Linked DNA regions of Homo sapiens: region 2 is linked to region 1. A link is a loop called in an ENCODE intact Hi-C map of the cell type or tissue named here. Cell type or tissue: heart right ventricle. All regions are shown on one strand. Each heading gives the region's core, and the rest is flanking DNA. Links, peaks and the distances in the headings are about the cores only. Region 1 overlaps SGF29 (SAGA complex associated factor 29). Region 2 overlaps NUPR1 (nuclear protein 1, transcriptional regulator).

Evidence for each region. Hi-C counts contacts between places; a loop is a spot of excess contacts. Peaks named below come from ENCODE experiments on the same cell type or tissue, not always from the same donor. Only the 100,000 strongest peaks of a DNase experiment are listed, where the experiment ranks them.
Region 2: it touches region 1 in a loop (1.9-fold over the local background); 2 of 110 quality-filtered maps call a loop at or near these places.

What each region holds. Positions count from the first base shown.
Region 1 is chr16:28,564,656-28,580,503 of GRCh38, reverse strand. All of the region lies in intron 1 of SGF29 (SAGA complex associated factor 29), which reads right to left. Among named protein-coding and RNA genes, the nearest start is that of SGF29, 19 kb to the right of the region's middle. In heart right ventricle, for the core only: no CTCF peak of the experiment used is centred there; DNase peaks (open chromatin) are centred at 7,216 and 7,703; H3K27ac peaks cover 1,732 bases.
Region 2 is chr16:28,518,494-28,534,341 of GRCh38, reverse strand. NUPR1 (nuclear protein 1, transcriptional regulator) reads left to right here. Exons shown (of 3, transcript NM_012385.3): 3 at 1-1,634. Among named protein-coding and RNA genes, the nearest start is that of NUPR1, 13 kb to the left of the region's middle. In heart right ventricle, for the core only: no CTCF peak of the experiment used is centred there; no DNase peak of the experiment used is centred there.

The sequences.
Region 1 (15,848 bases), core at 2,949-10,948:
CAAGCCAGGGGATGCCAAGGACTGCCGGCAGCCACCCATCCAGCCGGGAGAGATGCGCGGAGTAACGGCCCCGTCTAAGCCTCCAAGAAGCAACAATCCCTTGTCTTTGGAACCAAGCTGACATCTTGATTTTGGAATTATGGCCCCTAGAACTGTGATGGAATAAATTTCTCTTGTCTTAAGCCACCCAGCTTGCAGTAACTTGTTATGGCAGCCATAAGAAATGAATACAGTGGCAAGCTATCCTTGGATTCTCCTCCACCCTATTGATATGTTTGAATGTCATATGTTCGACGAAGTCAAGGAGTCAAGGAGTGTATAATTTTTGTATATAAATACAAAAATTAATATGAAGTGCCTTAAAAAGATAGCATGCCCTTAGCCCCTGCTCTGCTGCCAATATCCTGACAAATGATTCAAACATTTCTGGTATCCATATTTTAATCTGTAAAATGGGGATCATCTCTGCTATATTTTGGGAGATTCAAATAAGATTTTATATGAAGACACTTTCCAAGTCATAAAACGCTGTTACTTTCTTACTATAGTGGGAAGATAATTTTTTTTTTTTTGAGACGGGAGTCTTGCCCTGTCACCTAGGCTGGAGTGCAGTGGTGTGATCTTGGCTCACTGCAATCTCTGCCTCCCAGGTTCAAGCAATTCTCCTGCCTCAGCCTCCTGAGTAGCTGAGATTACAGGTGTGTGCCACCATGTCCAGCTAATTTTTGTATTTTTAGTAGAGATGGGGTTTCACCATGTTGGCCAGGCTGGTCTCAAACTCCTGACCTCAGGTGATCTGCTTGCTTCAGTCTCCCACAGTGCTGGGATTACAGGCGTGAGCCACCACGCCCAGCCAGCATGGGGAGAGAAACTACTGTAAAATATCTCAATCAAGATGAATGTACTCTGATGAAAATAAAATGCTTCTGTACAATAAAAGATAATTAGGGCCGGGCGTGGTGGCTCATGCCTGTAATCCCAGCACTTTGGGAGGCCGAGGAGGGCAGATCATGAGGTCAAGAGATCAAGACCATCCTGGCCAACATGGTGAAACCTTGTCTCTACTAAAAATACAAAAATTAGCTGGGCATGGTGGTGGGCACCTGTAGTCCCAGCTACTCAGGAAGCTGAGGCAGGAGAATTGCTTGAACCCGGGAGATGGAGGTTGCAGTGCGCCGAGATCACGCCACTGCACTCCAGCCTGGCGACAGAGTGAGACTCCGTCTCAAAAAAAAAAAAAAAAAAAGATAATTAGAACAAGAGTAAAAAGACAACCAAAAGTAATCAAGAGTGTAAGTTACAAGTAGGTGAAAATAGACATATGCCTCAAGATAAAGGTATATTTGATAAAATAAGGGGATATTTTTTACAGTGCTAAAATTTTGCACAATAGCCTGCATCTTACAAAGTTTGTTCAAGCTGGGGGCAGTGACTAACACCTGTAATCCCAGCACTTTGGGAGGCGAAGGTAGGAGGATGGTTTGAGTCCAGGAGCTCGAGATCAGCCTGGACAATACAGCAAGACCCTGTCTCTATTTTTATTTTTTATTTATTTATTTTTTGAGATAGAGTCTTGCTCTGTCGCCCAGGCTAGAGTGCAGCGGTGCGATCTCTGCTCACTGCAACCTCGGCATCCTGGGTTCAAGCGATTCACCTGCCTCAGCCTCCAGAGTAGCTGGGATTACAGGCACCCGCCACCTTGCCTGGCTAATTTTTTGTATTTTTAGTAGAGACGGGGTTTCACCATCTTGGCCAGGCTGGTCTCAAACTCCTGACCTCGTGATCCACCCACCTCGCCCTCTTTTTTTTTTTTTTTTTTAAAGTTGTTCAACTAACACATCCTCCTACTCACAGAGATCAGATTCACGATGAATGGAGTAAACTCTTCCCCCCACTTAATCAACTGCGAACCTCTCGCCATGTATTTATTCATATCTTCTTACATGCTCTGCTGCTGCTATTTAAAAGTATAATAACATACAAACTAGGAATAGAGGGTAACCTCCTCAACCTGATGAAGGGCATCTATGAAAAACCCACAACGAACATCAGACTTAAAGGCGAAAGATTAAAAGCTTTCCCCTAAGTCAGGAACAAGATGAGCATGGGCCCTTGTCATTTCTAGTCAACATTGTTCTGGAGGCTCTCGCCAGGGCAATGAGGCAATAAGATGAAATAAAAGGCATCCACATTGGAAAGGAAGAAGTACAACTATTTCTATTTGCAGATGACATGACCTTGTATATAGAAAACCCTAAGGAATCCATTAAACAACTATTAGGACTAAGACAAGGTTAGAACTCATAGCAAAGTTGCAGGATACGAGATCAATAAACAAAACTCAATTGTGGCCAGGCCCCAGAGGCTCACGCCTGTAATCCCAGCACTTTGGGAGGCTGAGGCGGGAGGATCACTTGCAGCCAGGGGTCCAGACGAGCCTAGGCCACCAGACGAGCCTGAGCCCCACTTCTACTTTATAAATTTTTTAACTTTAAAAAAAGAAAGCTACAGTAATCAAGATGTTGTAAGCAAAGACATCTAGTTCAATGGAATAGAACTGAGAAACCAGAAATGGTCGACTAATTTTCAACAAGGGTGTCAAGACAAATTAGTGGGGAAAGAATAATCTTTTCAACAAATGGTACTGGGACAACTGAATATCCACATGTAAAAGAATGAATCTGGTTCCCTATCTCAGCCCATATACAAAAATGATCTGAATAGACAGTTCTCCAAAGAAGACATATAAATGATCACCAAGCACATGACAAGATGCTCCGTATCATTAGCCATTGGGAAATGCAAGTCAAAACTACTGAAGACACCACTTCACACCTACAATAAAAAAGAGACAAGAGTTGGGAAGGAGGTAGAGAAACTACACGAATGCATAAAGTGTGATATTATCCATACAGTGGAATATTACTTGACAGTAAAAAGAAATGAAGTACTGAGACACGCTATGACATGGATGAACCTTGAAAACATTATGCTAAGTGAAAGAAGCTGCAATCACAGAAGACCACATAATTGTGTTTCCATTTACGTGAAATATCCAGAATAGCCGAATCCATAGAAAGCTGGGTGGGGAAGGGTTGGGAGAGAAAGGACAGCGACTATTAATGAGTATGGGTTTTTTTGTTTTTTTTTTTTGGCCAGGTGTTGAAAATGTTCTAAAATTGTGCTGATGGTTGCACAACTCTGAATATACTAAAAACCAATGAATTGCACACTTTAAATACATGGTACATGGCCACCCCACCCCCAGGCAAATATTAATTTACTTTCTGTCTCTTTAGATTTATGTAGTCTGCACTTTTTTTTTTCTTTTTTAATGAGACAGAGTCTCGCTGTGTCACCGAGGCTGGAGTGCAATGGCACGATGTTGGCTCACTGCAACCTCCGCCTCCCGGGTTCAAGTGTTTCTCCTGCCTCCCAAGTAGCTGGGACTATAGGCGCCCACCACCACGCCCGGCTAATTTCTGTATTCTTAGTAGAGACGGGGTTTCGACATGTTAGCCAGGCCGGTCTCGAATGTCTGACCTTGGGTGATACGCCTGACCTCGGGTGATCCACCTGCCTCAGCCTCCCAAAGTGCTGGGATTACAGGCGTGAGCCACCATGCCAGGCCTGTGCTTTTATTGCTGAATAACTCCATTGTTTTGCTATATCATATTTTACATGTCAGTTCATGAACTGATGGACATTGGGTTACGTCTATTTTTTTGGCTATTATGAATAATGCTGCTATGAGCGTTGTGTACAGGTTTTTGTGTGGGCACGTTTTCTTTGTTTTTCTTTTTTGGGACAGATTCTAGCCTTGTTGCCCAACTTGGAGTGCAGTGGTGTGATCTCGGCTCACTGCAATCTCTGCCTCTCTCGTTCAAGCAATTCTCCTGCCTCAGCCTCCCAAGTAGCTGGGATTACAGGCACCCATCACCACGCTGGCTACTTTTTGTATTTTTAGTAGAGATGGGGTTTCACCACGTTGGCCAGGCTGGTCTCAAACTCCTGACCTTAGGTGATCCACCTGCCTTGACCTCCCAAAGTGCTGGGATTACAGGTGTGAGCCACTGCGCCCGGCCCTTCTTTTTTAATTTTAATTTTAGGTTTTGGGGATACATGTGAAGGTTTGTTGCATAGGTAAATATGTGTCATGGGGGTCTGTTGTACAGATAATTTCATCACCCAGGTATTATGCCCAGTACCCGATGGTTATCTTTCCCGCTTCTCCCTCCTCCTACCCTCCCCGCCCAGTGTCTGTTGTTTCCTTCTTTGTATTCATGACATGTTTTCATTTCTGGGTACATATCTATGAGAATTAATAATGTGTTTTTTTTAACGTATTTACACTATGTTTATCTTAATAAGTGTATTAAACATAAACTCTGTTTAACCTTCTGAGGAGCTGCATGCTGTTTCCAACTGGGTGACCATTTTACATTCCCACCTGCAATGTGCATTCCCACTCTGCATTTGCGCCAACACATGCTATTGTCTCTCTCTGTCATTTTTATTTTTGGCAGAGGCAGGGTCACACTATGTTGCCCAGGCTGGTGTCGAATTCCTGAGCTCAACCAATCCTCCTGCCTTGGCCTCCCAAAATGCTGGGATTACACGTGTGAGCCACCATGCCTGGCCTCTCTCTTTTTGATTACAGCCATCCTAGTGAGTCTGAAGTAGAGTCTCATTGTGGTTTTGATTTGTGTGTCCCTAACGGTTAATGGCATTGAGTATCTTTTCATATGCTGTTGGCCATCTGTATATATTACCATTTTAAAGTTTGGTTATTTGTCTTTTTTGTTTGCTTGTTTGTTTTGAGACGGAGTCTCACTCTGCCACCCAAGCTGGAGTGCAGTGACTCAATCTCAGCTCACTGCAACCTCTGCCTCCCGGCTTCAAGCAATTTTCCTGCCTCAGCCTCCTGAGTAGCTGGGATTACAAGGCACGCACCACAAAGCCCAGCTAATTTTTGTATTTCTTTTAGTAGAGACAGGGTTTCACCATGTTGACCAGGCTGGTCTCAAACTCTCAACCTCAAGTGATCCACCCGCCTTGGCCTCCCAAAGTGCTGGGCTTATAGGTGTGAGCCACCGTGTCCAGCCAGTTGTCTTGAGTTGTGTCCTTGGAAGCACATGTTTTTAATTTTTATGAAGACCAATTTCTTTTTCTTTTAGCTGCTTGTGATATTGATCTGTGTTGTCCCACATGTACGACACTGTTTTTACCACCACAGCTTTACACAATGCATTGTCATATAGAGAAGAACATATCCCCTTAGAAACATTTAGAGACCTAGGAACAGAAGCTACATCTGTGTCTCAGGTGGTGGTGAAGCCAGATGGTGGATCCTGGTGCCAGTACCCCCAGGGCTTGTATACCATAGGGAAAGGGTGGTTCAGAAGGGATGCACTGGACAACTGAAGTATGATAACATCAAGATGGTGTGACCCCATGGCAGGATTTATGGTAAGTATGTACTCTTACACAAGGAACAATAGACAAACTGGAAATCTTGGAGTCCTTTCCAGAACTGGAATTAATCAGAAGTGAACACGGTGAATTAGAATACAGGATGAAGTTGCTTTAGTCTCCCTAGTTGCATTAGTTAAAACCACACAAAAGAATAAAAGTGGAGTTTAGATCACAGATTGGAAGTGGATAAATCTGAGCATGATCAGCATGCAGGCTGTTGCTAAAGTCTTGGGAACTGATGAGGCTAGAGACTATCTGCTAAGTGAGGAAAAAGGAAAGAACCCCAGTGAGCCATAACAAAGAAAGTGAAGGTGTGGACAGAAGATGCAAGCTCAGTGGCCAGATCAGGGAAGGTGTGGCTTGGCATAGAAAGGGTTATTCTCTCCTGCTAAAGCAGGAATCCTGGCTGAAACTGTTATAGGGAGTTGGACAGGCAGGAGCAGGGCAGGAGAGGGCTCTCCCCCACCCACTAGGTGCCAGGGAGAGGCCATTTCCTGACGGTCCACACTTGATGCACTGAAGTGTTAATTGAATGCAGACACCAAGGAGACGCACCTTCCTGAGCATGCACATTAAGAGACCAAATGGCAGAGCATGGCCTCCCAGGGCACATCACCAGAACAGTGAAGAAAGCCTCAGATGGGCATCCGTACAACTTCCTACACACTGTGTATGTGCCCACCTCCCAAGGGTAAGGAGCACACTGTGCATGCGGGCAGCTCGCCGTGAGGGAAGAATCATGGGAAAAGGGCCAGCCTTGGTCCTAGAATGTCCTAGGATCAAGGTTAAACACCGCACTGGACCTCAGCACCCACGTGGGTCTCCTTCAAGTGTACTTCTCCTTTCTTTCCTGTTCCAAAGCTTCTTAATGAACTTCCACTCCTGCTCTGAAACTTGCCTCGGTCTTTTCCTGCCTTGTGCCCAAGTCGAATTCTTAACAGGCAAGAAGTGAGATTGCTGCAAACCCGTACAGATTTGCTGCTGGTAACTCAGATACCTTCCACCCGTAACAAAACCAATGGCCCGCCTTGCACATGCCCGCACCTGAGCCCTATTAACAGCCCCACCACTGGACAGGGGGTTTTACTTTACACAGCACTGTCACAAACAGCGAGAGGTGCTGCAACCACGTGGCCAAGTCATCTGGTTAGCCTTCCCTTAGCACACTTCAAACCTCCTCTCTCCTCAATATCCTTGATACTGCCCTCAGACCCAGGCCTGGGTCCTATTAGCTGATATCTGAGGTTCCTACTTCACTCGGAAGGGAAGCCAGAGACTTTATGCCCACCATCAAAACTACAAGCTCTGTATAGCAATGCCTGTCACCTCTGCCTTCACCCTAAAGAGGGAAAAACAGTCTTCATTTGTGTTCTGAACTCCATCTCCCCTCCGACTGTCAGCGAATCCTTTCTCCTCTACCAGTGAACAAGCATGATTGAGGAGAGTTCATCCTGAAAAAACACAAAAGAGCTTCCAAACCCCTTTAGAGGCCCCCACCTCTGTTCCTCTTCACGGCAAAACTTCTTCCCTAAATTGTGCAGGGATCCGGTGCTGCTTCCTTGTCCCCACTTCACTTTCCAACCCACTTCTCTAGCTCTGTCCTCATCAGTCTCTCATCAAGAGAGTCAACAGCCCCTGCAGGGGAAGCGTGAGGGCCCTCTCTGCTGCTTCCGATGTGGCCTACTGATCTTGACATGATGCTACTCCCTTCTCCTCTGGCTTCAGGGCCTCCCTCCTGGCAGTTCGCCGGCCACCCACCTCCAGCTCCTCCTCTGGGCTGGAGCCTGGCTATCTCTTACACCCCCCCAGGTCCTCACCCCCACTTCCCAGCTGTGTAGTGCCATCTCCCAATCTGTACATCCGTCAAAAGAAAGTCACAGAAGGGATGATAAACAGCACCAAATGCCACAGAAGAGGACTCAGAGGGGTCTCCCAAAGCTGAGGAAGTCACTGAGGACCTTGGGGAAAACATTTTCCGTGGAAGAGACAGAAGCCAACACACAGGAGGGGGAGGCAAATGCAGGAAGCAAATGTAGGTTACTCTGTCTGGGAGTACAGCTGGGAGGCCAGCGAGCAAGAAGGGGTATGGGGGGTGCTGAATGGAGGAAAGTGACACGGAGGAATGTGAACACGTGGCTGGGGGGAGTTTCATGCTGAGAAGCCAGGGACAGAAGAGGGGGCTGTGTGAGAGGAGGCAGGCGCAGCGAGAGACAGGCTCTAGCACTGGATCATACCCAGCGACACCTCCCCGGCTCAGCTGACATTCCTTCTGGCCTGTTCCCTCTACACTGTCTCAGACACACGATCTTGCTGCCTGCCCACTCCTACCTGCAAAGCCCTTTCCCTTCTGGCTCAAGGCTGCGCTTGCCTGACCAGTCCTAAAGAAGCACACTTTTCTCTTGCTTGATTCTTCCTAGAACTGACATGGACTCTGCAACACGCCTTTAGAAACTGGCCTTCTACCGGGCGCAGTGGCTCACGCCTGTAATACCAGCACTTTGGGAAGCCGAGGCAGGCGGATTACCTGAGGTCAGGAGTTTGAGACCAGCCTGGCCAACATGGTGAAACCCTGTATCTACTGAAAATACAAAAGTTAGCCAGGCGTGGTGGCCGGTGCCTGTAATCCCAGCTACTCGGAGGCTGAGGCAGGAGAGCTGCTTGAACCCAGCAGGCGGATGTTGCAGTGAGCCGAGATCGTGCCACTGCACTCCAGCCTGGGCAACAAGAGCTCCGTCTCAAGAAAAATACAAAAGGGCCGGGCGCAGTGGCTCACGCCTGTAATCCCAGCACTTAGGGAGGCTGAGGCAGGTGGATCACAAGGTCAGGAGATTGAGACAATCCTGGCTAACACAGTGAAACCCCATCTCCACTAAAAATACTAAAAATTAGCCGGGCGTGGTGGTGGGTGCCTGTGGTCCCAGCTACTCGGGAGGCTGAGGCAGAATGGCGTGAACCCGGGAGGCAGAGCTTGCAGTGAGCCGAGATTGTGCCACTGCACTCCAGTCCGGGCAACAGTGCGAGACTCCGTCTCAAAAAATAAAAATAAAAATAAAAAAAGAAGAAACTGGCCTTCTAGCCAGCTGCTATTGGTGTATCTTTTCTTCCCCAACAGACTAGAAGCTCTCAGGCAAGAACGGAAATCTCTGCTTTCATCAATCAATCACCACTCATTAGTAGCGTCAGGGACTTAGCAGGCACTTTTCTAATTTTCACTACTTCACACCCCAGCTCTCTCCTTCCCTGACCCCCATCTCCACAGTTAGGTCCACTTTGGATTTCCTTACATTGACTCTTCCAAACTTTTTTTGAAAGCGTAGGCTTTCCTTGGCTTCTGCAAGCTACCGCGTCAACTATGAACCACATGGTACTGACTCCCAAATCGATCCCCAGCCCAGAGGGCTTCCCAAAGATTCAGAATCTTTTTTTTTTTTTTTTTTAAGGCGGAGTCTAGTTCTGTCGCCAGGCTGGAGTGCAGTGGCGTGATCTTGGCTCACTGAAACTTCCACCTCCCTGGTTCAAGCGATTCTCCTGCCTCAACCTCCCAAGTAGCTGGGATTACAGGTGTCTGCCACCACGCCCAGCTAATTTTGTATTTTTAGTAGAGACGGGGTTTTGCTTTGTTGGCCAGGCTGGTCTCGAACTCCTGACCTCAGGTGATCCACCTGCCTCGGCTTCCCAATGTGCTGAGATTACAGGCGTGAGCCACCATGCCTGGCCAACAACAGAAATTTATTGCTCACAGTTCTGAAGGCCGGAAAGTACAAGATCCAGGCCCCAGTAGATTCGGCATCGCTCTCCGCTTCAAAGATGGTGCCTTCTCACTGCATTCTCAACATGGCAGAAGGGGCAACACAAGTCCCTCAGGCCTCTTTCATAAGGGCGCTAACCCCATTCTTGAGAGTGGAATCCTCACAGCCTAATCACTTCCCAAAGGCCCCACCATGTTGGGGATCAAGTTTCAACATATGAATTTTAGGGGAACACAAACACTCAGACCACAGCATTTGGCTCCTGAACCCCCAAAAGTCATGTCCTTTTTACTTGCAAAATACATTCAGTCCACCCCAATGGCCCCAAATAGAAACTCATTCTAGCATCAACTCAAAAGTCTAAAGTCCAGAGTCTCATCTATCATCTAAATCAGATATGGGTGGCTGGGTGTGGTGTATCATGCCTGTAATCCCACACTCTGGGAAACCAAGGTGGGCGAATCACTTGAGGTCAGGAGTTCAAGACCAGCCTGGCCAACATGGTGAAACCCTGTCTCTACTAAAAATACAAAAATTAGCTGGGCATGATGGCAGGCACCTGTAATTCAGCTACTCAGGAAGCTGAGGCAGGAGAATCACTTAAACCTGGGAGGCAGAGGTTGCAGTGAGCCGAGATCCCACCAGTGCACTCCAGCCTGGGTGACAGAGTGAGGCTCACTCTCTCGCTAAATAAATAAATAAATAAATAAATAAATAAATAAATAAATAAATAAAATTTAAAAAAATCAATCAATCAATCAGGTATGGGTGAGACTCAAAGTACAATTCATCCTGGGGCAAATTCCCCACCATCTGTGAGCCTGTGAAATCAAACGTGTTATGTGCTTGTAAAATACAACGGTGGGACAGGCATAGGACAGACATTCTAAAAGAGAGAAACAACAAAGAAGAAAGGGGTAATAGGTCCCAGGTAAGTCCAAAACCCAACAGAGCAAACCCCATTCAATCTCAAGGTTTCTGAACAACCTTCTTCAACTCTATGTCCTCCTACCTTCTGGACACACTGGCAGGGACATGTTGCTGGGCTCTGGGCAGCCCTGCCTGTACAGGTTTGCTGGGCACAGCCCATGCAACAGCCCTCACTTGTTGGAGTTGCATGCCTGTGGCTCTCCCAGGCTGGAGTTGCACACTGGTGGCTCTACCAGTCTGGGGTCTCAGAGGCAACCCTACCCCCATAGCTCTGCTAGGCAATGCCCTAATGGGGACTTTCTGCAGGGGCCTTACCCTGTGTCAGTTCTCTGCCTGGGCCCAAGGCTCTTCAGGGCATCCTTTACAATCTAGGTGGGGGTAGCCATGCCCCTACAGCTTGTGTATTCTGTGCACCAGCAAAGACAGCGCCATGTGGATGCTGCCAAACTACCTCGGGCTGCCAAGGAGCACTGCCCCAGAATGCTAGGAACAGAGCCTTGAAATGGTTCTGCCCCCAACACCCTGGGCCTTCTGGGCCTGTGATGGGGGTGACAGCCCCCACATGCCTTCGGGGTCATCCTTCCATTGTCTTGATTAGTACCTGGCTTCCACATCCATACTAGTCTCCTTATCAAAGGATGGCTTGGCCACACCTTTCATATTCTCTCCAAATACATTTATTCTTTTTTTTTCTTTTTGAGACAGGCTCTCGCTCTGTCACCCAGGCTGGAGTGCACTGGTGCAATTTCAGCTCACTGCAGCCTCAATCTCCCAGGTTCAAGTGATCCTCCCACCTCAGCCTCTTGAGAAGCTGGGACCACAGGCACATGCCACCATGCCCGGCTAATTTTTTGTAGAGACAGGGTTGCACCATGTTGCCCAGGCTGGTCTTGAACTCCTGAGCTCAAGTGATCCACCTGCCTCAACCTCCTAAAGTGCTAGGATTACAGGCGTAAGCCATTGTGCCCAGCCTACTTTTTCATTCTTTACAACGTGGCCATGCTGAGAATCTTCCAAATGCTTAAGTTCTGCTTTCCTTTTGGCTTTAAATTCTGTATTTAGTTTGTTTCTCTCTTCTCACATTTTACTATAAGCCGTCAAGAGAAGCCATGCCACCCCCTCACCACTTTGTTCAGTGACTTCATCCACCAAATATTCTATTTCATCACTCTTAAGTTCTCCCACAAAACACTAGGACATAAGAAAGAAAAGAAGCTTTTATTTTTATTTCTTTCTTTCTTTTACTTTATTTATTTATTTTGAGACAGAGTTTCGCTCTTGTTGCCCAGGCTGGAGTGTAATGGTGTGATCTCGGCTCACTGCAAACTTCGCCTCCCAGGTTCAAGCGATTCTCCTGCCTCAGCCTCCCAAGTAGCTGGGATTACAGGCACACGCCACCACGCCCGTCTAATTTTGTATTTTTTTTTTTTCTTTTTTTGAGATGGAGTCTTACTCTGTCATCAGGCTGGAGTGCAGTGGCACAATCTCAGCTCACCACAACCTCTGCCTCCCGGGTTCAAGCGATTCTCCTGCCTCAGCCTCCCAAGTAGCTGAGATTGCAGGCACAAACCACCATGCCCCGCTAATTTTTGTATTTTTAGTACAGACAGGGTTTCACCATGTTGGCCAGGATGGTCTCGATCTCTTGACCTCGTGATCCATCCCCCTCGGCCTCCCAAAGTGCTGGCATTACAGGCGTGAGCCACTGCTCCTGGCCAAGAAACCTTTAATCTGAAGAATGTGAGCCCCCCCCAACCACCCCTTAATTATCAAGCCCAGAGAAGCAATGAGATGCAACAGCAGTCATGTCTCACTCCACACTTAAGCTAAATAATCAATCACCTCATGAAGCCACTTGCTATGTGAGCTCTAAACTAACTCATGCAAAGTAGCTATACAATGTCATACACTGGCATTTTCTGTAATTTCTCATATCCTATAGTTCAACAATGTATAGCCAGTCACTAATTCATGTTATCTCTGTAAATCAACGAGAATTCCTGTCAAACAACTTTTTTTTTTTTTTTTTTTTTTTTGAGATGGAGTTTTGCTCTTGCTGCCCAGGCTAGAGTGCAATGGCATGATCTTGGCTCACTGCAACCTCCACCTCCCGGATTCAAGCAATTCTCCTACGTCAGCCTCCTGAGCAGCTGGGATTATAGGCGCCGACCACCATGCCTGGCTAATTTTTGTATTTTTAGTAGAGATGGGGTTTCACCATGTTGGTCAGCCTGGTCTCAAACTCCTGATCTCAGGTGATCCACCCACCTCAGCCTCCCAAAGTGCTGGGGTTACAGGCGTGAGTCAACACACCTGGCCCCTGTCAAAAAACTTTGTGTGAGCCCACTCCTCATTCCCTTTTGCCTTTAAAAATCTGCTTGTAACAAAGGCCAAACAGAGCACTCCCCAAGGCAACTTACAAGTGTGTCCCAGGCTGCAGTCCTCAACCTTGGCCCAAATAAACTCTACATTAATTTTGCCTAGGCTTGTTCCTTTAGGTCAACAGGCACAAACCCAAATCAGCCAAGTTCTTTGCCACTTTATAACAAAGATCACCTTTCCCCCAGTTTCCACTAACATGTTCCTCATTTCCATCTGAGATCTCATCAGAATGGCCTTTACCATCCATATTTCCACCAACATTCTGTTCATGCCCTCTTAGGGCATCTCTAAGAAGACTGAGGCTTTCTCTACAGCTCTCCTCCTGTGCCCTTACCACACCTGTGCTTAATGATTTGTTCATGACAATGTAAACCTTTTCTAGTATGAACGTCAAAACTCAGTCTCTACCCACTACCCAGTTCCAAAGCTGCTTCCATATCTTCAGGTATTTGTTATAGCAGCACCCCACTTCTGGTACCAATTTGTCTTAATCCATTTGGCTGCTTTAACAAAATATTTTAGACTAGGGAATGTATAAACAACAGAAATGCATTGCTCTAGAGGCTAGGAAGTCCATGATCATGGTGCCAGCAGATTCGGCATCTGGTGAGGGCTTGCTCTGTGCTTCAAAGATGGCACCTTCAAAACTATGAGCAATATGTTTCTGTTGTTTACAAATATCCAGCCTAAGGTATTTTGTTACAGCAACCCAAATGAACTAAGATACTCACTCACTGGTTGAACATCTCTATCCAGAAAAGACCCCAAATTACTATGCTCAACATGGATATTTCTTACACACTTCTACTTCTCTATGGCTAGAAATTTTCCATAATAAAAATAATATTTAAAAAATCATACTGAAGTTAAAGCCTTAAAAAAATAATATTTTTAAAAGTCAAGAAAATGAAAAGAAAATCAGTGTGTCCAGAAAATATTCTAAAATTGGATTATGGTAATGATTTTATAATTGAATGTACTTTAAAAGCCAATTAACTGGTGGGGTACGGTGGCTCACCCCTGTAATTGCAGCAGTTTGGGAGGCCAAGGCAGATAGATCACCTGAGGTCAGGAGTTTGAGACCAGCCTGGCCAACATGGTGAAACCTGGTCTCTACTAAAAATACAAAAAAAGTATCTGGGTGTGGTGGTGCACGCCTGTAATCCCAGCTACTTGGGAGGCTGAGATGGGGTCTCACTCTGTTGCCCAGGCTAGTATGCAGTGGTGCAATCTTGGCTCACTGCAACCTCTGCTTCCCAGGCTCAAGCAATTCTCTCTCCAGGCTCAGCCTCCTGAGTAGCTGGGACTACAGGTGTGTACCACCACGCCCAGGTAATTTTTGTAGAGATGAGGTTTCACCATGTTGCCCAGGCTGGTCTTGAACTCCTGAGCCCAAAGTGATTTGCCCACCTTGGCTCTGAAAAGTGTTGGGATTACAGATGTGAGCCGCCACGCCCAGCCCCACATAATTTCTTATCTCCATGCCTGCCCTATGTTCACACTGTTCCCTCTATCTGGGACATCCAGATCACTCCTAATCCTCTCAGTTAATTACTTAATCTTTAAGATCTAGCTTAGCACCAAGTCACCTCCTCCACTGATCACAAACTGAAACTCCCAGTCTCCTAGGCAGGGTTAAGTTGCCTTTCTGTTCCCCTAAGACCCTCTTTCTTTTTCTTTTTCTTTTTTTTTTTGAGACAGAGTCTTGATCTGTTGCCCAGGCTGGAGTGCAGTGGCGCGATCTTGGCTCACTGCAAGCTCTGCCTCCCGGGTTCATGCCATTCTCCCACCTCAGCCTCCTGAGTAGCTGGGACTACAGGCGCCCGCCACCACGCCTGGCTAATTTTTTTGTATTTTTAGTAGAGACGGGGTTTCACCGTGTTAGCCAGGATGGTCTCGATCTCCTAACCTCGTGATCTGCCCACCTCAGCCTCCCAAAGTGCTGGGATTACAGGCGTGAGCCACCGTGCCCGGCCCCCAAGACCCTCTTTCTAGCACTGTACCTACCAAATCACATTCAAATCTTCTTTGTATATATTTGTCTCCTCCCCTAGTTTGTCCAGTCTTTGAGGATAGGGATCACTTTACTCTCCATACCTAGCAGAGAGCCTGGCACACTGGGTTCTCAATAAATGCTGACTGAATCACTATCCTTTCCTTCACCATAAAACTACCATACCTGGCTGGGCGTGGTGGCTCACGTCTGTAATCCCAGCACTTTGGGAGGCCGAGGCGGGTGGATCACGAGGTCAGGAGTTTGAGACCAACATAGTGAAACCCCATCTCTACTAAAAATACAAAAATTAGCCAGGTGTGGTGGCGGGTGCCTGTAGTCCCAGCTACTCTAGAGGCTGAGGCAGGAGAACTGCATGAACCCAGGAGGAGGAGGTTACAGTGAGCCAAAATCGCGCCATTGCACTCCAGCCTGGGTGACAGAGCGAGACTCCGTCTCAAAATAAAAAACAAAAAACTACCATACCTACCATCGTCACTTCTCCCATTCACGCCTCAGCCCACCCTCAGCTCCCAGGGAGCTCCTGGCAGCTCCTGGACCTTTCTGCTGCACTGCACACCTGCTTACATACTGCACCTCAAAGCTCCACTCTCTAGATTTCCAGGTGTGATGGTTAATCCTAGGTAACAACTGGTCTGGATTGAGGGATGCCTAGACGGCTGGTGAAGCGCTGTTCCTGGGTGTGTCTGTGAGGGTGTTGCCAGAAGAGGCTGACATTTGTCAGTGGACTAGGAGAGGAAGACCCATCCTCCATATGGGTGGGCACCGTCCAGTTGGCTGCCAGCATGGCTGGCACAAAGCAGGCGGAAGAAGGGGGACCAGCAGCTTGCTGAGTCCGCGTGCTGGCTCTGTTCTGTGTCACGCCGGACACTTGGCCTCCTCTCCCCTTGCCCTTGGACATCAGACTCCAGGTTCTTTGGCCTTTAGACTCTGAGACTTACACCTCTCAGGGGCTCTCAGGCCTTAGGCCTCAGACTGACAGCTGCACTGCTGGCTTCCCTGGTTTTAAGGCTGGCAGACTTGGACTGAATTATGCTACCAGCTTCTCTCTTTCCTCAGCTTGCTGATGGCCTATCATGGGATTTCACCTTGTAATCGTGAGGCAATTCTCCCTAATAAACTCATATATATGTGTGTGTGTGTGTTTGTGTGTGTGTGTGTGTGTGTATATATATATATACATATATATACATATATACATATATATACATATATACATATATATGTATATATATACATATATATGTATATATATACATATATATACACATATATATACATATATATGCATATATATA
Region 2 (15,848 bases), core at 4,412-12,411, 48 kb after region 1:
GAACCCTTGGGGACCTGTATCCATCCCCTTCCCTTGAGTCCAGCCTAATCACAGCCACAGAATGAATCCATGACCCGGAAGGACATTTAAGGACCTCTGGCCCAACTCTCCCCACGCAACAGTGGGATTGCCTCTGCTTGTTTGAATACCACTATGGAGGGGGAACTTGCTACATTTAAAGGTTGCTGAATTTTTTTGTTTTGTTTTGGGAGATGGAGTCTCTCTCTGTCGCCCAGGCTGGAGTGCAGTGGTGTGATCTCGACCCACTGCAACCTCCGCTTCCTGGGTTCAAGCGATTTTCATGCCTCAGCCTCCCTAGTAGCTGGGACTACAGGTGTGGGCCACCACACCTGGCTAATTTTTGTATTTTTAGTAGAGACGGGGTTTCACCATGTTGCCCAGGCTGGTCTCAAACTCCCGACCTCAGGTGATCTGCCTGCCTTGGCCTCCCAAAGTGTTGGGATTACAGGCTTGAGCCACACCACCCGGCAAAGGTTGCCTAATTCTATCTCAGGGCAAGTCTGTTCATGTGGGCTGAAATCTGTCTCTCATACCTGCCCTTAAATAAGCTTCTGTTTTTCTGGTCCTTTCTGTCTGAGATGACTTTAATTCCTCCCCCGACCCCATCTCATGAGGCTCAGCTTAGATGTTTCCTTCTCTTCCTCCCTGATGGCTGCGTGCAGAAGCTCATACCTGCAATCCCAGCACTTTGGGAGGCCGAGGTGGGAGGATTGCTTGGGCCCAGGAGTTCTAGGCCAGCCTAGCAACACAGCAAGACCCTCTCTCTACAAAAAATTAAAAATTAGCCAGGTGTGGTGGCTTGTGCCTGTGGGCCCACCTACTCAGGAGGCTGAGGTGAGAGGATCTCTTGAGTCTGGGAGGTGGAGGCTGCAGTGAGCCATGATCTCACTCCAGCCTGGGCGTCAGAGTGAGACCTGTCTCAAAAAAACAAAAACCAAAGTTTTCCTTAACTTGCAATCCTCCACCCATCTCCTGACCTCCACCCCAGGCCGACCCTCCTCTGGGATCACACGGAAGCCTGGGCCCAGAATCTTACAGTCTACCTTGGAAATCCTTCAGATTTTGCCTCCAACTCCTCTTTCCATACAAGTTACATATTAACTCAATCAATGCTTATTGGATGCCTTCTGAGTTACCAGGATGCTGCTGGAGGCCTGTGCTGCTGAGAGGGACAAATAGAATCCTGATATGACTGGAACCAGGAATAGGGCCACCATCAGCTCTAGAACCCAGGGAGCAAATGGCAGGAGCAACACCAGGCAGTCGGCCCTCAGCCCAGCACAGACCTGGTGTGTTGGCTTCAGAAAATCCTGGAAACATCTCTGCTGTGTTTGGAGCTCCTATTCTGTGAGAAGTGTTTTATAGGCTTTGCTCCATTTAATCCTTACGATAACCCAATAGGACATACTATTAATGATCCCCTTTTTTTCAGACCGGAAAACTGAGGTTCGGAGACATTAAGTAATTTGCCTAAAGTCACACAGCCACATCCTGTAGGACTTGGAATTATGAACTCAGGTCTATCTGAATTTTAAAGCCTGGATTTTTCCCCCTTTGCTACATGCCTGGGAAGAACCATGTATTGACAATGAAGAATCCTAAACTCTCGTTAATTTCTGGTCAATTACTCCTCTGGGCCTGGGTTTCCTCACCTGTCAAATGGTGAGACTGGCCTCTCTTCTGTCAAAAGAGAAAATGAAGGCTGGGAAGCACTGTGTCCCTAGCTGGAATGGCCACTCCCTGTCCTGGGTCCTTTGACACCAGCCAGGAGTCCTCACACACTGCCCCTCCCTCCTGGCCTCTGATTGGCCTTTCCTGGCCTCGCCCTCGCCTGGCACAGCCTCTGCCTGAGAGGCCTTTAAGTGGCTGTTCTGGGAATTAAGGCAATTCTTGGAATTGCAGAATTTTTGGATCCGAAAGGATCCTACCCAGACTCTTCCTCTTCTGTCTCCATCCCCTTTCCTAAACCCTTTCTTTTTCTTCTGGTTGCATGTCTGTTTCCCCATTTTGGGGGGATCCCCCTGAGAACTAGAGAAATCACTGACCTCTGTCCTACCCCAGGGGCTTACAGAATTGGCCCTGTCAGGCTTCTGTAACTCAAAGGACTCCCGACTCCTTGCAGAGAACTGAGAAACTCACCATGGGGTTGTCTGTCTGTTCTGCAAGCAACCTGATTCTCTTCCACCTTCCCCTTTCTCAAAGGCCAGCTCACAGATACAGGAGTACATTTTTAAATTTCAGAATCACCCTCAGTTTTCTCCTTTTTGAGACAGGGTTTCAGTCTATCACCCAGGCTGGGGTGGAGTGGTGCAATCACTGCAGCCTTGACCTCCTGGGCTAATTTTTAAATTTTTCGTAGAGATGAAGTCTCGCTGCTATGATGCCAAGGCTGGTTTCAAACTCCTGTCCTCAAGTGATCCTCCTGCCTCGGCCTTCCAAAAGTGGTGGGATTACAGGCATGAGCCACCGTGCCCAGCCCCAAAATTGATTTTTTAACTAAAATCCCCTAAAGTTAATGCTAATGACAGTAATAGTTCCAGCTACCACTATTGATAATCTACCTTAGGGTTTTCCCAACTTCATCTTTCCCATAGCACTTTTGTGATTGATTTCTGCTGTCTATACATTCAAACTATACTATATATATTATGCTATATTTACTTAGCATTTAAAAACTACCTCCTGCCAGTCACAGTGGCTCACGCCTGTAATCCCAGCACTTTGGGAGGCCAAGGCGGGCAGATCACCTGAGATCAGGAGTTCGAAACCAGCCTGGCCAACGTGGGGAAACCCCATCTCTACTAAAAATACAAAAATCAGCCAGGCGCAGTGGTGGGTACCTGTAATCCCAGCTACTCAGGAGGCTGAGGCAGGAGAATTGCTTAAACTCGGGAGGCAGAGGTTGCAGTGAGCCAAGATCGTTCCGTTGCACTCCAGCCTGGGCAACAGAGCAAGACTCTGTCTCAAAAAAAGAAAAAAAAACTACCTCCTTATCCTTTTCACTCAAATATACTTAAAAAGGAAGCTACAGCATATAACCACCAACAATGGAAAACCATGGTCATATGTCATAATTAGAAATTAATTGTAGGCCAGACACAGCAGTTCACGCCTGTAATCCCAGCACTTTGGGAGGCTGAGGAGGGTGGATTATCTGAGGTCAGGAGTTTCACACCAGCCTGACCAATATGGTGAAACACCATCACTATCAAAAACACAAAAAAATTTAGCTGGACATGGTGGCAGGCAGCTGTAATCCCAGGTACTAGGGAGGCTGAGACAGAAGAATCGCTTGAACCTGGGAGGCAGAGGTTGCAGTGAGCGGAGATCGTGCTACTGCACTCCAGCCTGGGCAACAGAGCAAGACTCTATCTCAAAAATAAATAAATAAATAAAATAAATTAACTGTAAAGGCTGAGCATGGTGGCTCATGCCTGTAATCCCAGCACATTTGGAAGCTGAGGTGGGTAGATTACTTGAGGTCAGGAGTTTGAGACCAGCATGGTGAAACCCCATCTCTACTAAAAATACAAAAATTAGCTGGGTGTGATGGCACACCCCTGTAATCCCAGCTACTCAGGAGGCTGAGGCAGGAGAATTTCCTGAACCTGGGAGGCAGAGGTTGCAGTGAGCCAAGATCGAACCATTGCACTCCAGCCTGGGTGACAAGAGCGGAACTCCATCTCAAAAAAAAAAAAAAAAAAAAAAGGAAAGGAAAAGAAATTAACTGTAAAAAGAAATACCGAAGTTAGCCAGTGTGGTGGTGTGTGCCTGTAGTCCTAGCTACTCAGGAGGCTTAGGTGGGAGGATCGTTTGAGCCCAGGAGTTTGAGGCTGCAGTGAGCTGTGATTGCACCACTGCACTCTAGCCTGAACAACAGAGCAAGACCCTGTCTCAAAAAAAAAAAAAAAAAGGAACACTTAACTAAAACTTTTTTTAAAGTTCATCCAGCCAGGCGCGGTGGCTCATGCCTGTAATCTCAGCACTTTGGGAGGCTGAGGCAGGCGGATCACCTGAGTTCGGGAGTTTGAGACCAGCCTGACCAACATGGAGAACCCTTGTCCCTACTAAAAATACAAAATTAGCTGGGCGTGGTGGTGCATGCCTGTAATCCCAGCTACTTGGGAGGCTGAGGCAGGAGAATCTCTTGAACCCAGGAGGCAGAGGTTGCAGTGAGCTGACTCCAGCCTGGGCGACTAGAGGGAAACTGCATCTCAAAAAAAAAAAAAAAAAAGGCCAGGCACGGCAGCTCACACCTGTAATCCCAGCACTTTGGGAGGTCGAGGTGGGTGGATCACCTGAGGTCAGGGGTTCAAGACCAGCCTGGATAACATGGTGAATTCCCTTCTCTACTAAAAATACAAGAATTAGGTGGGCATTGTGGCACTTGCCTGCAGCCTGTAGTCTCAGCTACTTGGAAGGCTGAGGCAGGAGAATCGCTTGAACCTGGGAGGCGGAGGTTGCAGTGAGCTGAGATAGCGCCACTGCACTCTAGCCTGGTGACAGAGCAAGACTCCGTCTCAAAAAAAAAGAAGAAGAAGGGTAGGGCGTGGTGGCTCACACCTGTAATCCCAGCACTTTGGGAGGCCGAGGTGGGTAGATCACCTGAGGTCAGGAGTTCGAGACCAGCCTGGCCAACATGGTTAAACCCCGTCTCTACTAAAAATACAAAACAAAACAAAAATTAGTTGAGTGTGGTGGCACGAGCCTGTAATCCCAGCTACTTGGAAGGCTGAGGCAGAAGAATGGCTTGAACCCAGGAGACAGAGGTTGCAGTGAGCCGAGATCGCACCACTGCACTCCAGTTGGGTGACAGAGCTGAGACTCTGTCTCAAAAAAAAAAAAAAAGAAGAAGAAGAAGAAAAAAAATTATGGGAGATCATTGTTTTGGGTTGAGCTGCTGCACTTTAGGCCCCAACAGATAAGACCAAACCAAAATGTAGTTACTCATGCTAAATGTCACATAATCAAACTGAAACTTTAAGGAAGGAGATAGATCCCAAACAGACCAGTTTTTCCTGAAAACAGGAGATTCCAGTCAACCTGAGTCAGTGTAATATTGGTCCCCTTTGCTTTAACTCTCACAAAAAAGTCACCTGAAGGAACCTCATGTTAACCAATCAGCTTTTTTCCTATTGTTCTGTTTCCTTGGCCAGTGAGAGATCTTGATTCTGTTTTGTAGAATGAAAGCTGTACCAATTCATGAATTGCAAATAAAAGCCAATTAGATCTATATCCAAAATTGTTGTCATTTTGTCTTTTGACACGGTGAAAGGTGAATAGGAGAAACTCCACCTTGGTTTGTATATAAAAATATTATCCAGGATGGTGGCTCACGCCTGTAATCCCAGCACTTCGGGAGGCCAAGGCGGGCAGATCACCTGAGGTCAGGAGTTCAAGACCAGCTTCGTCAACATAGCGAAACCCCGTCTCTACTAAAAATACAAAAATTAGCCAGGCTTGGTGGCTCGTGCCTATAATCACAGCTACTAGGGAGGCTGATGCACAAGAATTGCTTGAACCCAGGAGGCAAAGGTTGCACTGAGCCGAGAACACTCCACTGCACTCCACTGAGCCACTGCACTCCAGCCTGGGAGTGAGACTGCCTAAAAAAAAAAAAAATCTAGCCACAGCCATTATTATCACACTGGATATTTACCAAAGCCTGCACTAGGGAAAAACACCTGGGTCACGGGTTCACTGCTGGTTGGAGGCTGAGCCAAGAGCAAACTAAGTGTGCTGATACCCATGCCCCTGATTTCTAGGGAGTTCTGTGGCCTTCAGGGAGTCCCAGGGGAGCAAGATTAGAGCACCCAGTCCCTGAGTGCCCTGCTATCAGCGGCCTTGACAGAGGCGATCTCTCCTTGGTGGCTGGAATCAGCATCCAGGGCTCTGTCAACTATTAGAGAAACATTTTATTCTTTTTGTAAAACAAAAGTTCTCTTTTCTTTTCTGATTACAAAAGAAGTTATTGCTGTGGAATCGCAAGATAATCCCCATCCTCTGGTCTGTCTGTCCTTTGTTCCCATGACTGAACTCCAACTTTTGCAAAACACTTACTTTTATTTTATGTTTTATTCTAGAGACAGGCTCTTGCTCTGCTGCCCAGGCTGGAGTGCAGTGGTGTAATCTCGGCTCACTGAAGCTTTGACCTCCAGGGTCTCAAGTGATCCTCCCACCTCAGCCTCCTGAGTAGCTGGGACTACAGGCACACGTCACCACACCCTAATTTTTGTATATACACACACACACACACATATATACGTATATATATGTGTGCGTATATGTGTGTGTGTGTATATATATATATAGTGTGTGTGTGTGTGTGTGTGTGTGTGTGTGTAGAGATGGGTAGGGGGTGGGTCTCACTATGTTGCCAAGGCTGGTCTTGAACTCCTGGGCTCAAGTGATCCTCCTGCCCTGGCCTTCCAAAGTGCTGGGATTACAGGTGTGAGCCACCATGACTGCCCTGCAAAAACATTTAAATTATAAAATTAATGTTTCTTTGTCAGCACTTCATGGAATCAGTACTTCATGGAATTCTCATATCAGCTTTGTATCCTGTTCTCTTTTCTGGAAACTAGTTCGGAAAGTTTCATTTCTTTTTTTTTTTTAGATGGAGTCTTGCTCTGTTGCCCAGGATGGAGTGCAGTGGCGTGATCTCAGCTCACTGCAACCCCTGTCTCCCAGGTTCAAGCAATTCTCCTGCCTCAGCCTCCTGAGTATCTGGGATTACAGGTGTGTGCCACCATACCCAGCTAAATTTTGTATTTTTAGTAGAGACGGGGTTTTACCATGTTGGCCAGGCTGGTCTCGAACCCCTGACCTCAGGTGATCTGCCTGCCTCAGCCTCCCAAAGTGGGATTACAGGCATGAGCCACCGCGCCTGGCCAGAAAGGTTCATTTCTTTAACTGTTTGGGGAAATATCATTTATTCCCTCGACAAATACTTTCTGAGTACCTACCATATGCCAGGGAATAGTCTAAAACTGCAGACACCATGGTAACTAGACATACTGTCCTTTCCTCATGGAATTTACCTTCCAGTGGGGGCAGAAAAACAATTATAAGTGAACAAACAAATAAGAATTTCAGCAATGCTTCACTGAGGAGGCATTTAAGCAAAGGCCAGAAGGAAGTTTCAGTCATGCTGAAATTCCTGTTTGTTTCCTTAAGAGCAGGTTATTACCATCTGGCATGCTATGTATTTTACTTATTTATTTATTGGCTGATTTTTTCACCATTGTCTCCTCAGTGCCTGAACATAGTAGGTGCTTAATAAATATTTATGGACTAATAACACTTTGAAGAAAATAAGCAGAGCCAGGCGTGGTGGCTCACACTTGTAGTCCCAGCACTTTGGGAGCCTGTGGTGGGAGGATTGCTTGAGGCCAGGAGTTTGAGACCAGCCTGGATAATATGGTGAAACTCCGCCTCTACAAAAAAAAAAAAAAAAAAGAAAATTATCCACGTATGGTGTCACGCACCTGTAGTCTCAGCTACTCGGGAGGCTAAGGTGGGAGGATCGCTTGAGCCCAGGAGATTGAGGCTGAAGTGAGCTATGACTGCACCACTGCACTCCAGCCTGGGCGACTGGACCCAGAGATTTAGAGATAGAAGCGAGACCCTATCTCTAAAAGAAAAACACCAAAAACCAAAAAAGAGGGCGAAAGAGGGAAACAAAGCCAGACAGCAGTTAAAGTCACAAGGACAGATCTTAATCTGTAATATACTGTTGCAATAGGGAACAGAGTCCAGTGTGAACTGAACTCCTATTTGTACAGAGAATGAGGGAATGGGAGTGGGGGTGAGGAGCAGGGGTTCAGTAAAGTCAAGGCAGTGAAAAATTACAAAACACATGAAGAGGGGAGGGGTTGGCCCAGGTGAAACCCATCTGGGCTTGCTAACTGGTGCTTATCAACAGCGATGTTGAGCTCTTACTCTCCCACAGGAGCTGGGAGATGGGGCCCTATCCTCAGGTGTTGGCTGGAACAAACAGTAAGTTCTTTTGGCAGGCTTGAGTTTTCTCAGGCAGGCACTTTTAGAGGGTCATTCCAGGGATGAGACCTTGAGCTATTAGAAACTATGTCGGTGTTTGGCAGGGCACAGTGGCTCATGCCTGTAATCCCAGAACTTAGGGAGGCCAAGATGGGCAGATTGCTTGAGCCCAGGAGTTCGAGACCAGGCTGGCAACATGGTGAAACCCCGTCTCTACAAAAAATGCAAAAATTAGCCAGTCTCATTGTAGCAGGACGAGCCACAGACAAAACTCCTCAGACACTGGATTAAAGAAGGAAGAGGTTTATTCAGCCAGGAGTGTCGGCAGACTTGCGTCTTAAGAGCCGAGCTCCCTGAAAAAGAAATTCTTGGCCTTTTTAAAGGCTTACAACTCTAAGGGGTCCACGTGAAAAGGTCGTGATAAATCGAGCAAGCGGGGAACGTGACTGGGGGCTACATGTATCAGCTAACAGAACAGAAAGCTTTGCAATGCTTTTTCATACAATGTCTGGAATTTACGGATAGCACAAGTAGTTTAGGTCAGGGGTTGATGTTATTATTATTACTTTTTTAATAAGGGGGAATAAGGAAGGAGACCACTACTACTCCTGCTGTCCTTCTCCCCCCACCTTGCCTAGTTTACAAGACAGGAGGAAAGAAAAAAAGCAAAAAGTTAAAAAGAAACAAAAGTAAGATAAATAGCCAGACAAACTTGGCACCACCACCCGGCCCTAGGAGTTAAAAAAGTAATAACAATAACATCAACCCCTGACCTAAACTACTTGTGCTATCTGTAAATTCCAGACATTGTATGAAAAAGCATTGCAAAGCTTTCTGTTCTGTTAGCTGATACATGTAGCCCCCAGTCACGTTCCCCGCTTACTCGATTTATCACGACCTTTTCACGTGGACCCCTTAGAGTTGTAAGCCTTTAAAAAGGCCAAGAATTTCTTTTTCAGGGAGCTCGGCTCTTAAGACGCAAGTCTGCTGACGCTCCCAGCCGAATAAACCTCTTCCTTCTTTAATCCGGTGTCTGATGAGTTTTGTCTGTGGCTTGTCCTGCTACATCATAACCTGGCCCCAAAATAAAAATACAAAAAAAACTATGTTGGTGTCTGGCTAGCTTGGCCAAGGAGGGAATCTTTGTCAGATGACCAGGAAAGGCCTCCTGGAGGATCAGCCATCAGTGAGGATGCAAGAGAACCCCAAAATCAGGGCTCAGCTCAGGAGGGTTCTGGGCTTCACGGAGGAAAGAATTCAAGAGTGAGCGGACAGTGAAAGCAAGCAGGTTTATTTGTGCAACAGTGTACAACAAGATGGCTGTTCCACAGACAGAGCAGGGCTGTCCCACAGGCAGAGGGCACTCCCTGATCGCTTGCTGGCTCTACTGAGGCTCTACTGATACGTCCTTCTAATCACATGCTAATTAAGAGGCGGGCTATTCACAAACTTTCTGGAAAGGGGGCAGGGTTTTCCTGGAACCATATAAGGTACCTTTTGGGTTTATTGCCATGGGACTTGTAAATTGTCATGGTGCTGGTGGAAGTGTCTTATGCAAATGTATTATGATTCCTAGTCCTAGCTGGTTTGAGCTGGCTTCTTTGCAACATCCTGTTTTTTTTTTTTTTTGAGACGGAGTCTTACTCTGTTACTCAGGCTGGACTGCAGTGGCACGATCTTGGCTCACTGCAACCTCTGCTTCCTGGGTTCAAGGGAGTCTCCTGCCTCAGCTTCCCAAGTAGCTGGGATTACAGGCGTGCACTACCACACCCAGCTAATTTTTGTATTTTTAGTAGAGATGGGGTTTCACTATGTTGGCCAGGCTGGTCTCGAACTCCTGACCTCAGGTGATCCACCTGCCTCAGCCTTCCAAAGTGCTGGGATTACAGGCGTGAGCCACCATGCCCAGCTGGATTTCTTATTTTTTATTTTGCAGAGATAAGTTCTCCCTATATTACCCAGGCCGGTCTCACACTCCTGGCCTCAAGCGATCCTCCTGCCTCAGCCTCCCAAAGTGCTGGGATTACAGGCATGAGCCACTGTGCCCAGCCTCATACCTTCTATTAAACAAGTCCCAGGTCAGGCATGGTGGGTCATGCCTGTAATCCCAGCACTTTGGGAGACCGAGCCTGGCAGATCACTTGAGGTCAGGAGTGACCTACTTGCAAACAATATTTGCAAGTCATGCCAAGTTAAGTCAAAGGACATGGTCGGCTTAGCAAACGCCTCTATAAACTTCCCTGGATCCTCCAAAACCTGGCCAAATTTCTCCTGGCAGAAAGCCAAATCAGACATTTTAAAAAAGGCACATGTACTCTGAGTGTCCTCCCAGTTCTGTTAGCTACCTCCCTCAATGGACATAGGTTCAACCTCAGGGGCTGATATGGGGTCCCACTCCTGGTGGTACTGGTTAAATTTACTTCCTCCAGAAGCAGGGGTTATAGGCTGGGGCTCGTTGGATAAGGAGGGGTGTCTGATGACCTGGTGTAGAATCCTGCACTAGAGGACTGGAGGAACCCTCTTGAGAATCAGGGAACTGAGGAGGCAGGGAGTCGGGGTGGGAGGCAGGCATGGGTGTCCTAGGGGAAGCAGCTAGGAAGGGGTCATGAAGGAATCTGCTCCAATTGCCTAAAAGGCACTTGGGTGGCAGGTCCTTCATTCTTGTTCCCCTGTCTAACAAGGTTCTCTACTCTACTACTAGGCTGGGCGCAGTGGCTCATGCCTGTAATCGTAGCACTTTGGGAGGCCGAGGTGGGAGGATCACTTGAGGCCAGGAGTTCGAGACCTGCCTGGGCAACATAACGAGACCTTATCTAATAAAAATAGAAAAAAACACCAAGGATCTCTACTAGACACAGAGGGTTTTCTAAGTCTAGCTAGAGCACAGTTATTTTCCCATTCAAATTGCCACCTTTCTTTTTCCTTAAGAAAGCTCAGCAGGGCAATCGCCACCAATTCTTGCAAAGAGGGAGTGAGTATAGCCAGCAAGGTGCAACCAAAGTGACTTATGAGACATGACCAGCAAACGGAATGCAATCAAAGAGATGTTTTCATAAGCAAAGTACAGATGGAGCAGTGAAAATAGGAAGGAGAGGTGAAAATAGGGGACAGGACTTATAGTCTGAGTTCCACGAAAAGCAAAGACAGCGTTATGGTGTTGGGCAAAAGAAGGATGACAAAGATGACCAAAAAAGACGCTAACAGAGCATACAGAGATGCCAACGAATTCGGAGCATTTAGGTTTCAGCCACCGAGGGTCTGGAAAACCCCCAGAGCAGGAAGGTGGGGGGAAGGGTGCAGCCAACAGTCACAATAGGACTCTAGCCCACAATGTCCCCCTAGGGTGGGACTCCAGCCCACAGTCTAGCAGGAAACACATGACTCTGGGGTCCAAGAGTCACCCCAGTGCGGGACCTCTCAAAACAACAAAAGATTCAAAACAGGGCCGTGCGCAGTGGGTCGCGCTGTAGTCCCAGCAGTTTGGGTGGATCACCTGAGGTCAGGAGTTTGAGACCAGCCTGGCCCACATGGTGAAACCCCGTCTCTACTAAAAATACAAAAATTAGCCAGGTGTGGTGGCAGGTGCCTGTAATCCCAGCTACTAGGAGGCTGAGGCAGGAGAATCACTTGAACCTGGGTGGCGAAGGTTGCAGTAAGCCAAGATCCCACCATTGCACTCCAGCCTAGGCGACAAGAGCGAAACTCCATCTCAATTAAAAAAAAAAAAAAAAAGATTGAAAGTATCCTGCCTAACATAAAATAGAAACAATTGCCCAAATAGCCGAAGCAGACTACAAAGGCACGAAATAAGTATAAGCATGCATTTCTGCACTAAGAGCAGGAAAAGTGCAATCACTCGGTTATTAGAAACTACAGAGAAAAACATCTGAGGGAAGGGGTGATGGAGCTGGTACAGAGGCTCAGGCCTGTAATCCCAGTACTGTGGGAGGCAGAGACGGGAGGATCGCTTGAGCCCAGGAGTTCAAGGCCAGCCTGGGCAACATAGTGAGACCCCCATCTCTAAAAAAATAAAAAAATAGCCAGGCATGGTGGCATGAACCTGTAGTCCCAGCTACTCAGGAGGCTGAGGTGGGAGGATCTCTTGAGCCTGGGACATTGAGGCTGCAGTGAGCCGAGATCATGCCGCTGCACTCCAGCCTGGGCCACAGAGCAAGACCCTGTCTCTAAAAAAAAAAAAAAAAAAAAAAAAAAGAGAGAGAGAGATTGAGAATGAGAGAGAGAAAAGGGAGGGAGAATGAGGATGTAGCCAGCGAGGTGTGCTCCCATCCTGGGCATGGGGACAATGAACTGGCCACCAAGCCAGGGGCCCTGTTTTCATGTCCTGGTTCACCAGATCTCGAGAGGTGGCAGATCTGAGGCTCACCTGTCCATGGACGCCAAATGGTGCCGATGGCCTTTAATTTGGGGTCCTGGTAAAGGTTTTCCCAGGGTTCCCATGGCTTGTTGGTCTCCAGGAAAGATAACCGCTCTGAAAAGAGCCCTTAGGTCCAGCACAGCTCTCCAGCAATAACAGCCCTAGAATTACAGCTCCCCAGCTCCCATCTGCAATGAGCGAAGACCCCTGTATCCTGTTCGTCCCTTTGTAGTCACCAGGATGATTCAAGCAAAGCCCTCAGCTCAGGAGGGTTCTTAGCTTCCCTCGAGTGGACAGTGAAAGACAGCAAGTTTGTATGAGCGGCATCGCGCATGGCTGCCTACAGGCAGAGGAGGCTCACCTGCCACATCTCCTCATAAGAATGACTCTCTCCTTACCCAGAGCTTATACCCTTTGCACCTCTTGCTACAGTCCCACCTATTTTAGGGTAGTTTGTGTCTATATCTGCTTCCCCTTGTTTTATTTTGTTTTGTTTTGTTTGAGATAGGGTCTCACTCTGTCGCCCAGGCTGGAGTGTAGTGGTGCAATCTCACCTCACTGCAGCCTCCACCTCCCAGGTTCAAGCAATTCTCCTGCCTCAGCCTCCTGAGTAGCTGTCACTACAGGCATGCACCACCACGTCCAGCTAATTTTTTGTATTTTTAGTAGAAACAGGGTTTTGCTATGTTGGCCAGGCTGGTCTTGAACTCCGGCCTCAAGGGATTCGCTCACCTTGGCCTCCCAAAGTGCTGGGATTACAGGCGTGAGGCACCGCGCCTGCCTGCTTCCTCTTTAAATGAGAACAGAGTGACGGGGGTGGTCGATATAACTTTGCTGCTGCTATTTGAGTTAGCTGGGCCTGCTCTATTCTCCTTCAGTACCAAGTGGGACTGTAGTCTTCTGAGGCTCAGACCAGCAACGATGGTGGTGAAGACGTTGATGTCCTGACCAACTAGCTCTGCATGGCAGACGCCTGGTGAGCAGGAACAGTTTACCCACAAGCTGCATCACCTGCAGAGGTGGGTGTGAGCCAGGATGAGGGTCAAAGAAGTGCACTGGGGAAGCTTGATGTGGCTGTGAACTCTGACCCCTGCCCCACCTCCCTTTCTGACAGCTAGGTTCTAAGAACGTCCTGACATTTACTGAGAAAGCTTGGAATGCATATTCCTACCCCTGAATTACCAGAGCAATAGGAGAATTAGGGGAACGGCTATGAGATTTCTGGTGGGGAATGCGTGGAGTCCCAGGCGGTTGGGAGACTTCCTGACTCCCACACCTTTTCTTTCACCCTGTCATTTATATTTATTTATTCATTATTTTTGTTTTGTTTTGTTTTGTTGTATTTTTTTGAGATGGAGTCTTGCTCTGTTGCCCAGGTCAGAGTGCAGTGGCATGATCTTGACTCACTGCAACCTCCACCTCCTGTGTTCAAGTGATTCTCCTGTCTCAGCCTCCTGAGTCACTGTAGCTGGGACCACAGGCGCGTGCCACCACACCCAACTCTTCCCTTTTACCCTCTCGTTGTCTCTCCGTTCCTTGCCTGCCTTTTTAACTTTTCTTTTTTTTTTTTCCAATTTGAGACAGAGTCTCGCTCTGTCACCCAGGTTGGAGAGCAGTGGCACGATCTCAGCTCACTACAACCTCTGCCTCCCAGGTTAAAGCAATTCTCCTCCCTCAGCCGCCCGAGTAGATGGGATTACAGGTATGCACCACTACACCAAGCTAATTTTTGTATTTTTTAGCAGAGACGGGGTTTCACTATGTTGGCCAGGCTGGTCTCAAACTCCTGACCTCCGATGATCCACATTTCTCAGCCTCCCAAAGTGCTGGGATTACAGGCATGAGCCACCACCTCTGGTCTCTTGCCTGCTTTTGACATCCATTGCACACTGTTGTCATCACAGCAAGACTCTCCGTGCTGGGAACACGGACAGGTCCAGCCACTGGGTCAAGGTGTGGGAGGTGGGGCCAGTAGGCTCCATTGTGCTCTCAGAATGGATATGCATAGGATCTGTTCTTTTCTTTTCTTTTCTTTTTTGGAGACAGAGTCTCGATCTGTGGCCCAGGCTTGAGTGCAGTGGCGCAATCTCGGCTCACTGCAACCTCCGCTTCCCAGGTTCAAGCATTCCTCCCTCAGCCTCCAGCGTAGCTGGGATTACAGGTGTCTGCCACCACACCCTGCTAATTTTTGTATTTTGAGTAGAGACAGAGTTTCACTATGTTGGCCAGGTTGGTCTCGAACTCCTGACCTCAAGTGATCTGCCTGCTGTGGCGTCCCAAAGTGCTGGGATTACAGGTGTAAACCACTGGGCCCGGCCCTGCCCTCTCTTCATTCTCTTGTTCATCCATTACAGGCAGTATGGACTAGTGGTTAAGTATGTGGACACTTGAGCCAGGCTGCTTTGGTTCAAGTTTCAGTTCTGGGCTGGGTGCGGTGGCTCGCGCCTGTAATCTTAGCACTTTGGGTGGCCAAGGCAGGCAGATCACCTGAAGTCAGGAGTTCAAGACCAGCCTGGCCAACATGGTGAAACCCCATCTCTACTAAAAAAAAAAAAAATACAAAAATTAGCTGGGCGTAGTGACGGGTGCCTGTAATCCCAGCTACTCGGGAGGCTAAGGCAGGGAGAATTGTTTGAACCCGGGAGGTGGAGGTTTCAATGAGCCGAGACCACGCCACTGAACTGCAGTCTGGGCAACAAAGCGAGACTGTGTCTCAAAAAAAAAAAAAAAAAGTTGACCGGGCGTGGTGGCTCATGCCTGTAATCCCAGCACTTTGGGAGGCCAAGAAGGGCAGATCACTAGGTCAGGAGTTCGAGACCAGCCTGGCCAACATGGTGAAACCCCATCTCTACTAAAAATACAAAAATTGGCAGGGCATGGTGGCATATGCCTGTAATCCCAGCTACTTGGGAGGCTGAGGTAGGAGAATTGCTTGAACCCAGGAGGCAGAGGTTGCAGTGAGCCAAGATTGCGCCATTGCACTCCAGCCTGGGCGACAGAGCAAGACTCTGTCTCAGAAAAAAAGAAAAAAAAAAAAAAAGTTCAGTTCTGGGCCAGGCGCAGTGGCTCACGCTGGTAATCCCAGCACTTTGGGAGGCCAAGGAGGGTGGATCACTTGAGCCCAGGGGTTCAAGACCAGCCTGGGCAACAGTGAGACCCCATCTCTATAAAAAAAAATTTCAGTTCTGTCACTTGTTTAATCTCAGTTTCTTCATCTGTAAAATAGATTGTCTGAGTAGCCTCTTGTTATCCATGGGGCACATGTTCTAAGACCCCCGCAGTGGATGCCTGAAACCACAGATAGTCCCGAACCCTGTATATACTGTTTTCTCCTATACATATATGCCCATGGGATTTTTTTTTTTTTTTTGAGACGGAGCCTTGCTTTGTCGCCCAGGCTGGAGTGCAGTGGTGAAATCTCGGCTCACTGCAACCTCCTCCTCCTGGGTTCCAG